Regions from separate parts of the Mus musculus genome. Here region 1 is linked to region 2. Evidence: chromatin contacts called from ENCODE POLR2A ChIA-PET data. All regions are on one chromosome and are shown on one strand. Each heading gives the region's core, a stretch centred on a gene start or an enhancer-like site at or near the end of the contact. The rest is flanking DNA. Distances are from core to core; before and after follow the strand shown. Region 1 holds the start of Cdc42ep2 (CDC42 effector protein (Rho GTPase binding) 2). Region 2 holds the start of Neat1 (nuclear paraspeckle assembly transcript 1 (non-protein coding)).

Region 1 (7,837 bases), core at 716-3,215, 79 kb after region 2:
CTCCGCTAATGGGAGGCACAGATGAAAGCCATCCCAGTTCTATGGCTTGCCCTGGTCAGCAATCTTGGGCCTCCCTCAGAGAAAATGACTTTCTAGAGGCAGATCACCTCTGGTCATGGAGAATAGTTAGCCCCTGTTCACTCTGGATGTTCATGAAAATTCCCCTCCCTACACAGACACTTCAAAATTAATGGACTCCCCGCTGCACACCACTTTTTTTTTAAATACAGGGTCTCACTGTGTAGACCAGGCTGGCCTCAAATTCACAGAGATCTGCCTTCTTCCCCTTCCCAAGTGCTGGGATTAAAAGCGTACGGGCTGGCCAGGCAGGTGATAAGTGCTTTTGGGAGGCAGAGGCAGGCAGATCTCTGGGAGATTGAGTCCATCTTGGTTTGCATAGTGAGTTCAGGACAGTGAGACCCTGTCAAACATTCAAATCTCAACCCCTCCCTCCCCCCCCCCAAAAAAAACAAGAAAGTGTGCCACCAGGCCCAGCTCTAGGTCTGCCCCTTTTCTAAAGGCTCACTGAGAAGGTTTATGGTGGTCCTGGAACTCACTCCGTAGACCAGGCCAACTGAACTTAGAGATCTGTTTACTTCTAAAAACTAAAAAAACAAAAAACAAAAAAACTGCCTCTAAAAATAAAAAAAGAAAAAACTAGAAAGTTTTATTTATTGTTACTGTTGAGTGTATTTTAATGTGAGTGTGTGTGTGTGTGAGTGCGTTCGCGAGTGTGTACGTAGTGTGCGGAATGTGTGTGGAAGTCAGAATACTTTGTGGAGTCCATCTCTGAGTGTTTCGGGAAAGGAGCTCACCTCCAAGCTTGCTCAGCAAAAGACTTCCGCTGAGCCGTCTTGCCAGCAGCCCAAGGGGAAGGGTTTGAAATCTAGTTCCACCTGGGCCTCTGTGACCTTGAGCAATGAACCTTTTCTCTCTGGGACTGAACTCACCTTCCCTGTCTTTAAAATAAGCTGACCCACTGCTATACTTGAAACAAGAGGCCTCTGCACAATAGACGGATCCACAGTAACCGTCAAAGGACATTCAGCACATATCTTCAGGGCTTTTCTCAAGCACTTCGGCTCTTCCAGGTAGAGGTTGCATCAAGAACAAAAACCAAACCCTTCTAGGTCCCCTCCTGCCAGCCCTGGCAGGGCTGGCTCAGAATCTGGTGCTTCTGCAGCGATCTCTCTGTAGTACAATGTCGCTAGGTGGCGCGCGCGTCCCTGCTATAACCCGGGGTTCTAGGGTCCCACCGAGCATACCCGCTCCAGGGAGACGCCCACCGAGGAACTGCGTGCTCCAGTGCCCGAGGTGGATCGCCCATAGGCCCTTTTTCTCTGGGTTGCACAATCGGACCACCGTGAGGGTAGAATTGCAATTATCGGGGACCTTGTCTGGGACTCCGATATCTGGGAGGGGCCTTGCCTTGCCTGAGCTTCTTGGCCTGGGCGAAGTCTCAATGTCTGCTTGGCTCACAGCCAGACTTCGGACGTGCAGGCCCCCGCCCTCCCCGGAGTCCGGCTGCTCAGCCCTGGCTTGTGTTCCTGTGCCGACCCCTCCAGATCCCCAGTCAAGCGCTACCCAGCGCGGCCCAGATCCATTTCAGTAACACTAAAGCTAAAGATAGGAGGACACCTCACCATCCGCTAAAAATACGGCCTCCAGCCCAGGCAGGGACACGGGCCGAAGAGAGGATGTTCCCTAGTCCCAGGTCTCTGGCCAGCATAGAAGTACAACCCGGAGCTGCAAGACTGACAGCACAGCGCCTTGAGCGCTGCGGGAGGTCATGGGTAGGGGGCGGGGATCCAGACCCCAGATAATGGACCTGATCTGAGCCAAAACAGAACACCGCCTGGCTAGCACTCTCCAGGGAGCTGCGGGAGGCCTGTAAAACCCCAGTCCCAACTCACCTTGAGGAGCGCGGGCAAAGCTGCAGAGCTGTGCGGCTAGGATAGAGGACCAGGGAGGGCCTGGGAACTTACAGTGCAGACCTTGGGCCTAAGCCACGCCCCCAGAGCCAGAAGCCAATCCCGGACCGCTCCTCTCGAACCCCCACCCACACATCCCCGCCCACCGCGGCACCGCCCAGGTTCTTCTTTCTGTAAAGGCTAAGAGCTGGATTCCAAGATTCTAGAGGCTTAGCCTCCGGGCGGCTGAGGGCTATCACCGAAGGGTAACAAGGGTGGATACACACGAGGACGCCAGCTGTTCGTGTTGGAATAAAAACTTTAGGCTAGAAGCACTGGGCCAACAAAGGCCGGAAGAAAGAATTCTTGAGAAATCTCTGACCATCCTTGGATGGGTTTCCTTGACGGAAGGACGAGGACCCGGGAGGCGCCCGCACTGACTCTTCAAGAATGAATTGGGCTTTGCAGGCGTTTTACAAACCTAGGGGAGTTTTGAAGAGTTTACCCTAGGCTAGGAGAGTGATGAAGGATGCGAGAAAGATTCAGGGTCGGAAAGCACAGAGAAAAACAGAGACAGACACAGCCTGAACTTGCACGAGTTTGCTGACCTGCTAAGTGGTTTCTGAGGTGGATGGTTTAGAACAGGATCAGAAACAGTTATTGAAGGACAGGTCCTAAAGCTGATGAGACAAACCGAGGGAAACTTCTCATTGCGCCGTTTTGTGAGTAAATTCTCTGAGTGTCTGTTCGTGGTTAGGGAAGCTGAGGAGTCAGGATTCAAGAAATTCGAGGTTCCAGGCACAGGCTGATCCCCTTCCGGGTGGATGAGTGCTAAGAGGAGTGAGGCAAAGAAGAGGACAGTGATAGGAGGAGGAAATCGGGATGCTTGCCTTCCAGATAGCAGATGTGGAAAGCGGTGTGTGGATAGGAGGGAGGGATGCTGGGGCTGGGGAGTATGTCAGGCAAGCCAAAAGGGAGGGGAGAATGGGAAGGACTGGGTCATGCTTCCCTAAAGATGACCATATTCTGGGCCAGGAGGACAGCTCGGAGGAGCTCGGTGAGATTCCCTGTATGTCAGTCCTTCTGTTTAATCCCAAGTCACACACATACACACACTCACACACACATACATACACACACACACACACACACACACACACACATTCACATAATCTTACACTCACACGCATGCACCACTAGATCAAGAGCTCCACGTTTTAACGTCTGGGACCATTTTGTTATGTGGGAAAAGGGAATTACCAGAAATTATAATTGATTGAACTCCTGGGTTCAAGCAGCTCGCCTTCCTTGCCCTCCCAAAGAGCTGGGTCTGTAGATGTGAGCCGCATGCCTGCTCAGCCGACTTTAACAGAGAGATTATCCCAGGTTAGGCATGTACTCTAGTTCGTGGAGCGCTTACAGAGCCCCGAGAAGCCCTGGGCACTGGATTGAACAGCATGTGATGGGGCATCAGCACTCAGAAGGTGGAGGCAGGGGGATCAGGAGCTCAAAATGTTTCTCCTCAGCTGTGTAGCAAATTCAAGCCCTAAAATAAAAGAAGACCGTTATGAGCGAAGACTCTGTGTAAGGGTGCTCGTGACCAAGCCTCAAAACCTCAGTTTGATTTCTAGGGCCTACATGGTGGAAGAAGGGGGAACGAACTTTTAAATGTTCTTTTCTGATCTCCACATGCTCCACCACACACACAACCCCCCCCCCAAAAAAAAAAGAAAGAAAGAAAGAAAGAAAGAAAGAAGGCTAAGAGTCTTTTTTTTGGGGGGGGCAGGTCTCTCTACATAGCCTTGGCTAATCTGGAACTCACTATGTAGCCCTGCCTGGCCTTGAACTCACAGGGATTAATCTGATTCTGTCTTCAGTGTAATTTTTTTTTTTTAAAGAAAGAAAAGGAAGGGCTGGAGAGATAGCTCAGTGGTTAAGAGCACTGCCTGCTCTTCCAGAGGTTCTGAGTTCAAATCCCAGCAACCACATGGTGTCTCACAACCATCTGTAATGAGATCTGACGCCCTCTTCTGGTGTGTCTGAAGACAACTACAGTGTAATTATTTATAATAATAAATTTTTAAAAAAAAGAAAGAAAAGGAAGAAAGATTGTCCTGGCTGGGCAGTGGTGGTGCACGCCTTTAATCCCAGCACTTGGGAGGCAGAGGCAGGCAAATTTCTGAGTTTGAGGTTAGCCTGGTCTACAGAGTGAGTTCCAGGACAGCCAGGGCTACACAGAGAAACCCTGTCTCGGGAAAAAAAAAAAAATGTCCTGAATAGGCCAGACTTAATTACAAGGGCCCTTAAAAATAAAAACAAAAGAATGAAAGATGCATCTGAAGCCGCCTGGCAGTGAGCCTGTGACCAGAAAGGCAGAGGCACGGCAGCTATTTCAAGTTTGAGACCAGCCTGGTCTACAGTGAGTTCCAGGCCAGACAGGATACAGCATAATGAGACCCTGTGTCAAAAGAGGAAAGGGGGGAGGGGTCCGGTGAAAGGGTTCGGCTTCCCTTCTGAGTGCTGGGATTCCGGACAGGCACCATCACAGGCTGTTCCATTCAGTGCTCAGGACAGAACCCAGGGCTTCACGCTTGCTCCATAAGCGCTCTATGAACTAAACTCGCTATCCCCAAGTCTGACGAGCCGCAGAACGCACATGGTGGGAGGAGAGAACCATTCCCACAGGCTTTCCGCTGACCTAAACACTCACCAATAAATAAGTCAATTTTGTAAAGTGTAAGGAAGGAAAGGGCAAGCCAGAGACACCATCATGCTACTCTTAGAGATGAAAGAAGGCTCGAGGGCCAAGGACCTCTGGACCTTCCAACAGCAGGAGAAGACAGCGACAGACAGAATCAACAGCCATGCTAACACCTTCTTCACTGTAGCCTCACTGGCCTACTGACCTACATAACATGCTAAAGAATCTCTACGGCTCCTCTGTTGTTGTTAAGTTACGTGCATACGTCTGCCTCTGTGGAGATGTGTGGGGGAAGCCTCTGAGGGTACCTGGACGACCTTATTACAGGCGGTGTGAACTGCTTGACACTGGGTTCAGGGAATCACACCCAGCTGCTCGGCATGAGCAATATTTTAAGCACTGAGCTGTCTCTCTGGCCCAGATGTACTGTATTAAACCACCAAGCAAGCTTGTGTTAATTTGTTCCAGTATCAATGGAAAATGAAATAAAGGAAGCTAAGAATTTAATCTTTTTCTGCCTTTTTTTTTTTTTTTTTTTTTTTCTGTGTAGCTCTGGCTGTCCTGGAACTCACTCTGTAGACCAGGCTGGCCTTGAATTCAAAATCCACCTGCCTCTGCCTCCTGAGTGCTGGGATTAAAGGCGCGCACCACCATGCCAGGCTGCTTTTTTTTTTTTTTTTTTTTTTAAACTACATGGTAACCCTGACTGACTCGGAACCTAAACCAGGCTGGCCTCAAACTCACAGAGTCCACCTGCCTCTGTCTCCCTGTGTGCCAGCACGGCTGGCAGTACTTAATCTCCAGTTGGCAGGCAGTACTTAATCTCCAGTTGGCAGGCAGTACTTCATGCTCAGTTCCACAGGATGCATCAGTGCTAGCCTGATGTCATAGAGAAAAACTAGGGCCAGTCCTGGAAAGGGACCCAGGCCACATGGTGGTATGGGTAAAAGTTAAACTTTGAATATGTCCCCGAAAGAGGTATGTTGGGAATTTACTCCCCAAGGCAACGGTGTTGGGAGGCGGGGCCTGCTGGGGGCTGTTGAGGTCAGAGGGCTGTAAGCCCATAAAAAGTTTAGTTCCAACTATGGAAGGGCTGGAGAGTGCAAGCCCACTTTCTCTCTCTCCCTCTCCCCCCATCTACCCAGTCTCCCTTCTGTCTTCTGCCAGGGGATGACATCGTATGAGGACCCTCACCAGATGCCAGCTGGCATCCAGATGTTCTCAGACACTCCAGCCTCCAGGACCAGAGCTGGCAACAAAACCGGAAGTTATAGGGGTGGAAGGTTGTGGGGGGGGGTGTCTTAAGTTCTTCTCCAAGGCCCAGGGCTGTACTGGCAGCACCCAGCCCAGGGTTCTTTGGGGCGGTCTCTGTAGGGGGTGGATGATGGGCAGGGTTGGAGAAGATATGTAGGGAGCTGCAGAGCACTATGGGAATTGTTTTCTGTCACCCTGGATGGGAAAAGCTTTTGCTCAGAGCTGTCCATGCTACTTGGATGGCTCCTTGGCTCTTGCTGTTAATCTAAGCAAGACAAAGACCTGGTCTCCATCCAGAAGGGCCTGGCCCTGGGTTCTGCCCTGTACAAGGGTTTGAGGAGGGCACTTAGCCTTTCCTCCACTCACAAACAGGCTAGAAACCCAGTCTCTGAAGAGAGTCCCAGCAGGCGGGATGCGCATACATGGAGTTGTGCAGACAGACCTGGCATTGCCATTTGGTGTCTCACAGTTAATCATTTATGGAATGGAATTTTTAGTTGGGGCACTGAGGTATGTGCCTTTAGTCTCAGCACTCAAAAGACTGAGACAGGAGGATTGCCATAATTTTTAGACCAATTTGGGCTACATATACTGAGTTCCAAGCTAGTCTACAGAGTAATGCCCTGTCTCAAACCAAAAGAAAAATAAAATAAGATTTTCAGTTACTAAACCAGCTTTTTACACAACCCCTCTCCACCCACCCCAGGCTACATGTAAAGACCTAGGTGTGTGTGGGGTGGGGGTGGGGTGAGGCTGGACTAGTTTAGCTCTTTGGGGATGGCTCCCACCCTAGACCCTGTGTTCGGGTTGGACATCCCAGTTGTCCATTGGGAAGGTCCTGGGGGCACCATTGTGGCTAAGGAGTAGGGCCCACAAGGCACAGAGAAAGTCTGTGCAATCCGTGATGGATGGGAGAGAAGAGATTCAGTTCACACTGAGCCTGCAGCCTCCCTGCCCTCGGACGGACCCACGAGGTCCAGTCCTACAGCTTCCTCCCCCACGGAGATGACCACACAGACTGACTCAGCCCTTCCTTCCCGTCCCTGCCACTTCTTCCTGGAAATTGCCCTCATCCTAGGCTCTGACCTCTGCGGGCCCTAGAGGATACAGTCAGAAGTCCCTCCCCCAAGGGTGGACAGAATGAAGGGACTAAGTGGAGTCCCCTCCTCTTGGTTGGGCTGGAGCCAGCTCTCCACATCTTGGAAATATAGGGCCCTGAGAGGTAGACACGATGCCAGAGATGTCAGGGACAGTCATCTCGGGGAATCGAGGGAAGACACTGAGAAGGGATGATGGAGGTCTCAAGTGGTGTTCGAGGGCCCCTTCTGGGTCGCAGGGCCTCTGGGAATGGTGAAGGAGCTGTGTGCACCCTTGGAGAGCCTCTGATGTCCCAGCCCAGCTTGGTCTACAGTGCCTGTGGCCTGAGCCCACCCCAGGCCTGGGCTGGATTTTTTTTTTCCTTGATTGTTTTATGTTTCCTTCCTCCTGGGACTCCTGCCAAGCCCGGCCCTCCCCTCCTCCCTTTCAGAGAACTTGACATCCAAGGCTGGGCTTCCAGATGAGCAGTCACCCATGGACTCAGCCTCGGGAGACCTCCTTGGAAATTGGGTGGTAGGGCCTTGCTGGGGGACTTTCCTTTAGGTTTGAGTTTTGGCCTCTAGCACAGTACCATGGGGTTTTCCAGAGTGGTGACAGTGGTGACAGTGGTGACAGTGGTGACAGTGCTGTCCTAGTAGGGACAAGCCCAAACACTTCCTCTTAGAAGCTTTTGGGAGTGTCTTGGCTGCATGGCTGCCATCGGTAATAAATGAAAGGGTCATTAGGGGCTGTCTGCAGGACCTCCCAGGCCTAGGACTTTCTAGGTACCTCATCATTATTAGGGACATCCTTCCAATCACAGTCTTCACTCTCAGCACCTGGTGTTGCAGGTGCTGGCTGACATAGATCCTAAAAGGCCTTGTTTGTTTGTTTG
Region 2 (7,428 bases), core at 2,271-4,770:
AATCTCAAGCCCACACCAGCTTTTAAGAGTGAAAATATGAAAAGCTCATACCATATTAAGACATTTTCCCCAAACTAAAAAACCATACTATTTGGAATACAACCTGGGAATGTTCTAGATCATGTTCAGAATACTCCCTTACCTGCAGTGCCATTATCCCATGACTCAGTGTCATGTCTGCAGCCATTGTCAGCTCACAGTGAGCAGCCCTTCCCTCCCAGAGAGTTGACAAGCTGCTCAGACCAGACCTGCTCTAACTGCTTCCATGGTGCAGTGCATCTAGGCCTAACTATATGAAGGCAAAGTGACAGAGGTCGAGAATGTAACAGCCATGACAATTCTAAGAAGCTTCAATCTCAAACCTTTATTTTGCTGTAAAGGGGAGGAAAATGGTTAGTGGGTTTGTACACTGAACACTTTAGTACAGAGAAGCGTGTGCGACCAACCTGCAGTTACAGCTTTCTTCACATTTCCCCATTCCACACAGCTGTTCCAATGAGCGATCTTGCCCTGGTCACACCACTTTTAAGCACACTCACAAAACAACCACATATACAGGGTTTTCACAAATATGCAAATAAACAGGGTTTTCAGAACCAATTTTTACAAAGTGTTATCTAGTAAGATGACCCAGGGCCCAGTCTCTTTTATTTCCCAAACTGCTTTGACTGACAGTTTAACAGCTTCCCCTCTGCTCAGGGATGGTTTTTAAGCACCATTCAAGCCAAACCCACAATGGATGTATTCAGTGGCAAAGCACTCATGAGGTTTCTACAAGCATCACAATGATCTCATAGCAAGCGCAAGACCCTGTCCCCTTGTCACAATGACTGATTTGAAAGGTTAAATAAGCAAACCCTGTTGTCTTCTGGCCAATTCCAGAAATTCAAGATGTGTTTTGAAGGCATGGCTCACACATTAAATTCCTGTATGTGTTGTATAAGGCATGACTCCCATATGAAATTCCTTTAGATAGCAGCATTGGAATTCTTAATCACACAGTATGACAGAATTTCAATAGAGACCCAGAAGAGTCTGCCAACCTCCCCATACTATGGTTTCAGAGCCCACAACGGGAGGCGTTTACAAGCCCCTCCCCAGCTTCACTTCTTGGCAATCAGCTTCCCCCCACCAGGCTCCACCCCTGTGGCCTGCCTAGGTCAGGGTAGTGACAACCATCTATTGAGCAACTAAGAAAAGCTTTTCAATGTCACCCTTCCCCATTCAACAGTGAAGCAAAACAATTTTGCTCTTCCCCTTGTAGGATTTTGGTATTTTCCAAGCAACTGCATCTCAAAGTAGTGCCACCTGCAGGGATTTACCATCAGCCTTTAGATTTTCATGTGAACTATTTAGTTCCCAAACTGTTATTCCCATCAACCCACGGTTCCAGGCACAATCCTCACCCGCACCCCGACTCCTTCAACCCACCAATGCCAAGCTGAGCCCTGCTTTCTCCCACAAGTCCCATATCTGGTGCCAAAAGTATTATTCCCAAGCTTGATCCATAACTCAGGTTTCACCTTGGAAGGCCATTGTTTCAGGACACTGTCATCTGAGCAGGGCTGTGAACCCAGGCCAGCCTGGTATACACAGCCAGGCCCTAAGTCATAAAAGCTAATGAACAAAAGGGGCCAGAACCACTGTTGCCACTCAACCACCCAGTATCAAATCCACACCCTGGGAGAGACCATTCCCAGGGACCACTTCGGGCCCACGGATCCCTTTTAGTCCAGAAGACGTCCCAAAGCCCAAATTAGATACGGCATCTACCAAGTCGGCAGAATTTGTGGCTAACTTGCGCCTTCCCACTGTTAAACCACAAACCCTACCCATTTTACAACCAGCTCCATCTAAGGAAGATTCCTCCACACCAGTCATTTACAACCCAACAGCTTTCCCCAACACCCACAAGTTTTCAGTTAAGAATCCCTCTGACCAATGCAGAGGCAGGCAGGCTGCAGAAGCAGGGAAGGTGGGCGAGGTCACTGGGGTCCCGATCTACAGTGCAGCACGCTGCGCAGACGTTAAAGTGTCCTACACCTTACGCAATCTTCTCGAGGCCAAGTTCGCAGCACAGAACTACAAAGGCTGGATGGAGGCTTGTTTAGAAGATGCAGCAGTCGAACGCCTCTACCCCCATGAAAAAGGGTGCCTGCTGCCATTCATGCATCCGCAAAGAATGATGCTCCCAGAACAAGACATTCATCTGGAACATTCACAGCCGACGGCCCCTCCGGCTGGAAGCACCTGCCCACCCCCTACAAGCTGACTTCAACGATGGCCTCCTGAGCACAGGGCTTCCTGAGAAAGGCCTGGACCCAGGGCAGGGACGCGCTTCCTAAGCCTCTGGAATTCACTGTGTAGGCGTCAACCGAGGCCGCTGTCTCCTCCAGGGTGAGCCCTCCTGCACTGCTACGACTCACACTGGCAGGGGCTCCATATCTCCTGGTGCCATCTGCTTGCCATGGTGAACACTATAGTGATAAACCACGTCCATGAAGCATTTGGGTGACCGGAAACATGGCTGTGAGCCCACCCCAGGGTCCACACTCACGTCCCGCCCTCTGTGAATCAACACCATCCCTCCCCGCCCAGTCAGGGTGTCCTCCACCTTTACCAAAATGCCGTGCCCAAGACTCCAGCACCGACTCTACATCCTCCACAGGCTTACCGGACGACCCAGGGGCAAGGTTTTAAGTGACCCCTTAACCTCAGAGTGAGGGGCAAGAGTAGGGAAGAGTGAGACCACAGAAGAGGAAGCACGGAACCTAGGCAAAGTCCAGAGAGGGCACTGCTATCTGAAAAATAAAGTTGTGATTAATGTGGCCCCAAGACTTGCGCCTTCAATCTCCATGGTCCCCGCCTGGCAGACCTGACAGTAAAAACAACTTGTCTCTGCAGCCTCCTCCGGCCTCCCCTCGCACCCCGAAGTGGGTGCAGACAGGCCACACCCAAATTACATACCACCCTGGGCCAGAGCTGTCCGCCCAGCGAAGCTAAGTCCACCTTCCATAAGACCAGGCCTCATCCCCAGGTGGGTTCACAACCCCTTATCTGGAAAAAAAGGGGTCTGCTGGTTTTGTCAAGATCAAAGGCGACCTCCACTACGCACCTAGTCCTGCCCCACTGCCTGTCCTCTATGATTTCCGGGGCCTTCAAGGGCCCCCAGTCCACCCGTCTCCATCAACTGCTGCTCTGCCACTCAAGTTAGGACACTGCCCCCATGTAGGCCTGTGAAACTTGTGCCCTCCTGGACGTCAAGTGCCAGCAGACAGCAGGGATAGCCTGGTCTTGAAAGCTGCTGGTTCTTTGTGGATTGTTAAAGGCGCTTTGGAAGCTGCCTTCCACACGTCCACTGTCCCAAAATCTAGTCTCCTTTATACTTAGCCCCGCTTCTCCTCGCACCCCCATCCTAGTGGCTGCCTCTAATTCTGCCACCTCTCTCATCTGAGCCCTGAACTGGCCACTGCCTCCCCACCACTAGCCCCAAGAGCGAGCCCTCCTTGTCACTAACTCCTACAGGTGGAGGTTACAACTTTTGCTTTTATACTCTTGTGTCGCGTCACCCAAACACTGCTAAACGGAACGATTCCTCCACGGGCACTTAAAAAAAAGTTCCTCCCCGACCTAGCCACAGAGCCAAAGGAGCCCACGAGGGGCGGGTCATGGCCTCCGTCAACCGCCACTCCCTCAGATTGCTCAATGATCCTTTTCTGCTCCTAGCGGTGCGTCACAGGATGAAGGGCATATCCAAAGATGATATTTGGGCGGTGAACACCACCGGGGATAAGTAAGTCCCCTTTGCTGCTGAAGGGTAGGGTCAGCTGTTGGGGAAGAGGGTCACACCGAATGTCAGCGCTGAAGGAAAAGTACACGGGTCGCCTCAGGTCACCACGCCCCGACGAGGTCCGAAAGTAGGGCCGGCAGAAAGCCTGGAAAATTCCACTCGGTGGCGGAGGGATCTCTGCGGTGGCGCGTCAGGCGGTAGGGGTGGGGGGGTTGGGGCGGGACCGGGCGCGTGACTTCTCGGGCGTTGCCGCCGCCTGCTCGCAGGGTGACGTCAGTGCGGGCAGCAGCAGGGTGGGGGTGGGGAAGAACTATCCCAGCAGCTTGGGTGGAATGCTTAATTGCGTCTAAGGTTAATTAAATTGCGGGAAAGGTGGTTGCAAGCTATGATAAAGCAAGACTTTTGTATGGTACACATGCATATAGAATGAATGTGTGTATGTAATGTTTATGGTTGAAGAGCGCCCAGTACAGTTAAGTGATTTTAGAAAACATTTTTGCTTTTGGGTGTGGTATAGTGAGAAAAAATATTTTTAAGCTGCATTTCTCTGCGACAGTGTATGGTGGAGTTCAAGGCGTGGGTTTAATGACCACTGGGGGAGCCAGGCTGGCTGTCTACTTGGGGTGGGGTCCAGCACAGGTCCAAAAGCAAACGTTGTCCACAAACAAGGGCTTAGTGAGGGTTTTGAAAAGGGGAATTGTCACCGCCCATGTCAGTGAGGAGCTCGGACAGTCTGACAACCCCCCACCCCCACCCCACCCCGCCATGAAGCATCTACTCAGCTCTTCTGCCACCTGCCTCCACATCCCCCCCCCCCCATACTCCCCAAAATAAAAAAGCTGGTTCAAGCACGCAGAATGAAAAAGGCAGCTGGCAGAATTAACTGCCCGGAAGTCTCCTCCCAGGCTCGACACCCACTCTACAAACAAAACCACCCAGTGACAACAGGCTCCCTTAGCAACCCGGAGGAGGGAAGGAGGGGGTTGTTTTCCGGCCTCTAGCATATGGAATCTGCAAGCAAGGCCCGGCCTAGACTGCACCCTCCCGTTCCCGGAAAACTGGTGACTCTCTCTCTCATGTGACCAGCACAGAGGGTGATTATGTGGCAAGTGCTGGCTTGCTCACCGGTTCTTATGCCACGTAGATTCCTGCGCCTCACCCTTCTCCAAGGGCTAACCTAATCAGCCTTTTATTTATCTTTCTTTCTTTTTAATTCCAGAAAGGGTCTCATTTTGTCTCATACTGGCCTGTACTTCTTGGCTCATCCTCCTGCCTCAACCTTTTTAGTGCTGGGATTACATTACCACTATGTCCGCCTGGCATCAGTTCCAAGTGTCGGTGGTGGGTGGCGGTGACTGCCTGCAAGAACAGGGAGTTGCTTGTTAAAATGTTCTAGAATGCCAGGAGGCGGCTATGAAAGCAGGAGGGAGGGAGGGGCTCCCTGTGGCGGGCCTAGCCTGTGGAGTCAGTCTTTTCTGACTTTGAGGTGCTTAGGCAATTGTTCAACCACCTTCAATTTCCCTTCATATTATTCTTCAGTCCCAGGAACAGCTTTTGAGACTTTTTTTTTTTTGAATTAGTAGGAACAGGGTTAATTGGTAACACACCAAGCCTAGGGCTGTGTAAAGCTAGGTCGCCTGGTCACGCACAGATGAAGCATTTGTGTGCTCACAAGTCTGCAGCAGCCCAGGGACTGTCTCCAGTTCTCAAGGGCAAGATGGCAGTGTCAGAGGCTCCTGGCCTTCAAGGACAGTTTTCTTTGGAAACAATGTATTTGAGGGGAGAGGTGAGGAGGCCTTAGGGCCGAGGCTGTGCCCACCCTTCGCTGGTGGACATACCCAGAGTTTCTTCCTTCACACAGAGGACCTCCATCCCACTGAAGGACTAGGGCAGAGCAGCAACTCCCCCAATCAAAAAAGCTGTTCCAGGAGATTGTGGTAAACAGGTCTGTGGGTGGGGCTGAGGGGTGACAGCCAGAGGAGCCTGCCTGGTTTCTAAGGCATGCCCCTTCCCAGCTATGGGATTCTGGGATGGAGGGCAAAGAGCAAAATGGGGTTCTCTTTGTGATGTCCGATTAAAGGGGGAGCACGCTCCAATTTCTTTCTCAGGGACCTGGCAGCCCCCCACTGGCCTCATCTTCTTTGGAAGTCAGCTCAGCCCTGTTGTTTCCAGACCCAGGCAGACTCAGAATTTCCTACAAAATCTCTTGGAATAGAGAGAAGGGACGAAGTGCCCTAAAGGCAGGGCCATGCCAGTATTGCTACCACAAGAGAATATTCTGGAACTCCAGCCCCCATCCTCCATGGATCCAGTTTCTAGGCTGTAGTGTTTTTAGGTTCCCTTGTGCTTCTCCTGGTGCCAGAGGCCCCTCTGCCCGGGCTCCTTCACACTGAGCCCTGAGACATGCGGGTCAGGAAACTGCACAGTCACTGCGCATTGGCAGGAAGCCTTCCCATCCGCACTCACTGCCCTGGCAGGAGCTGGAACCGATAAAGAAGCCCTGCCCCAAATTTGCCAGGCTCTTCTGGTGGGAAGGGGCCCATCTCTCACCCTTCCCCCACTGTTGCAAAAATCTGGAAGTGAACTCTTTTTATGAAAACAGATCTCACCCAGTGGCTCCCTGTCTCCCTACAATCATAAGCTCTTGTAGGCCAGGGCTGCAAAGTCACCTCTCAAGGGAGCTCTAGCAATAAGTCAGTCTGTCCCATCCCTCCCCCAACTTGATTTGTGGGGGCAGGGTTTCTGTCTAGTGTGTCCTAGATCTCTGAGCCCACAGCTCTGGCAAGACGTGGGCACCAGCGTGGATGACTTCAGCTTATATTTTCTAAAGGTCACTCTGAATCCTGCGGGCTCTTGGTAAATATTTGTGGACTGACTCAAACAAGGAGCTCAGCTCTGCTGCAGTGCATGTGAGCCCGAGGACTGGGGTGGTGGCGGCGGCGGCGGGTCGGAGGGTGCTCTGAGGACCAGATGTAAGCAGAAGGGATTTGAGGGGGTGTCCTCAGACAGCAGGAGGGTGCTCAGGTGTGGACCCCTGCCTTTCCTGGGCATTAGGTGGGCTCTGTGTGCTTCTTGTCTCAGAAGCCTTTGGCTGGTGTCCTGGGCGTGTGAAGAACTTCAGCCAGACTTCAGGCCGTGACTTGCAGAATGCAACAGAGATGGTATCAGCCCCCATCCAAAGCTCCCAGGGCTGTGTTTCTGATTTATCCCCGTACTTTGCTGAGCACTTAGCCTGGCCCTGGCCCTAGGGTCTTGGATTCCCGGCTTCTTTGTCCCTCCCCTTCCCGGACCTTTCCCTGAGCTCACCTTTCTGACACCATTTCCTCTTTTCTCAGCCCCCAGTTCTCTGTGCCCAGAGGTGCTCTGGCAGGAGGTAGGAACTGTAGCCCAGCAGACAGGCTTCGTTTACCCTGGGGGTTCAGTAACCTCCATGACCCCTCTGGTGCTTGCTCACAAACGGCCCTGCTTCCTATAGTCCTTGAATTGCATGTCCTTTCCCAGCCTCCCCCCTAGGAACCAGTTCCTGTAGGGCCATCTGCTGGTGTCGTATTTCCCTTCCCCCTCCTCTGGGACCAGCACACAGGTCACTCTTCAATGAGAACATCCTCAGGCTAGGACCTGCTTGCCACCACAGGGAC

Evidence for each region. ChIA-PET counts read pairs that join two places held with the same protein, here RNA polymerase II (POLR2A).
Region 1: POLR2A ChIA-PET joins it to region 2 with 23 read pairs in Patski. The contact joins the promoter of Cdc42ep2 here to the promoter of Neat1 in region 2. POLR2A ChIA-PET finds 5 or more read pairs at or near these places in 4 of 5 experiments (Patski and embryonic stem cell).

The regions. Positions count from the first base shown.
Region 1 is chr19:5,922,851-5,930,687 of GRCm38, forward strand. Cdc42ep2 (CDC42 effector protein (Rho GTPase binding) 2) reads right to left here and starts at 1,966. Exons shown (of 2, transcript NM_026772.2): 1 at 1,914-1,966.
Region 2 is chr19:5,841,958-5,849,385 of GRCm38, forward strand. Neat1 (nuclear paraspeckle assembly transcript 1 (non-protein coding)) reads right to left here and starts at 3,521. Exons shown (of 1, transcript NR_131212.1): 1 at 1-3,521.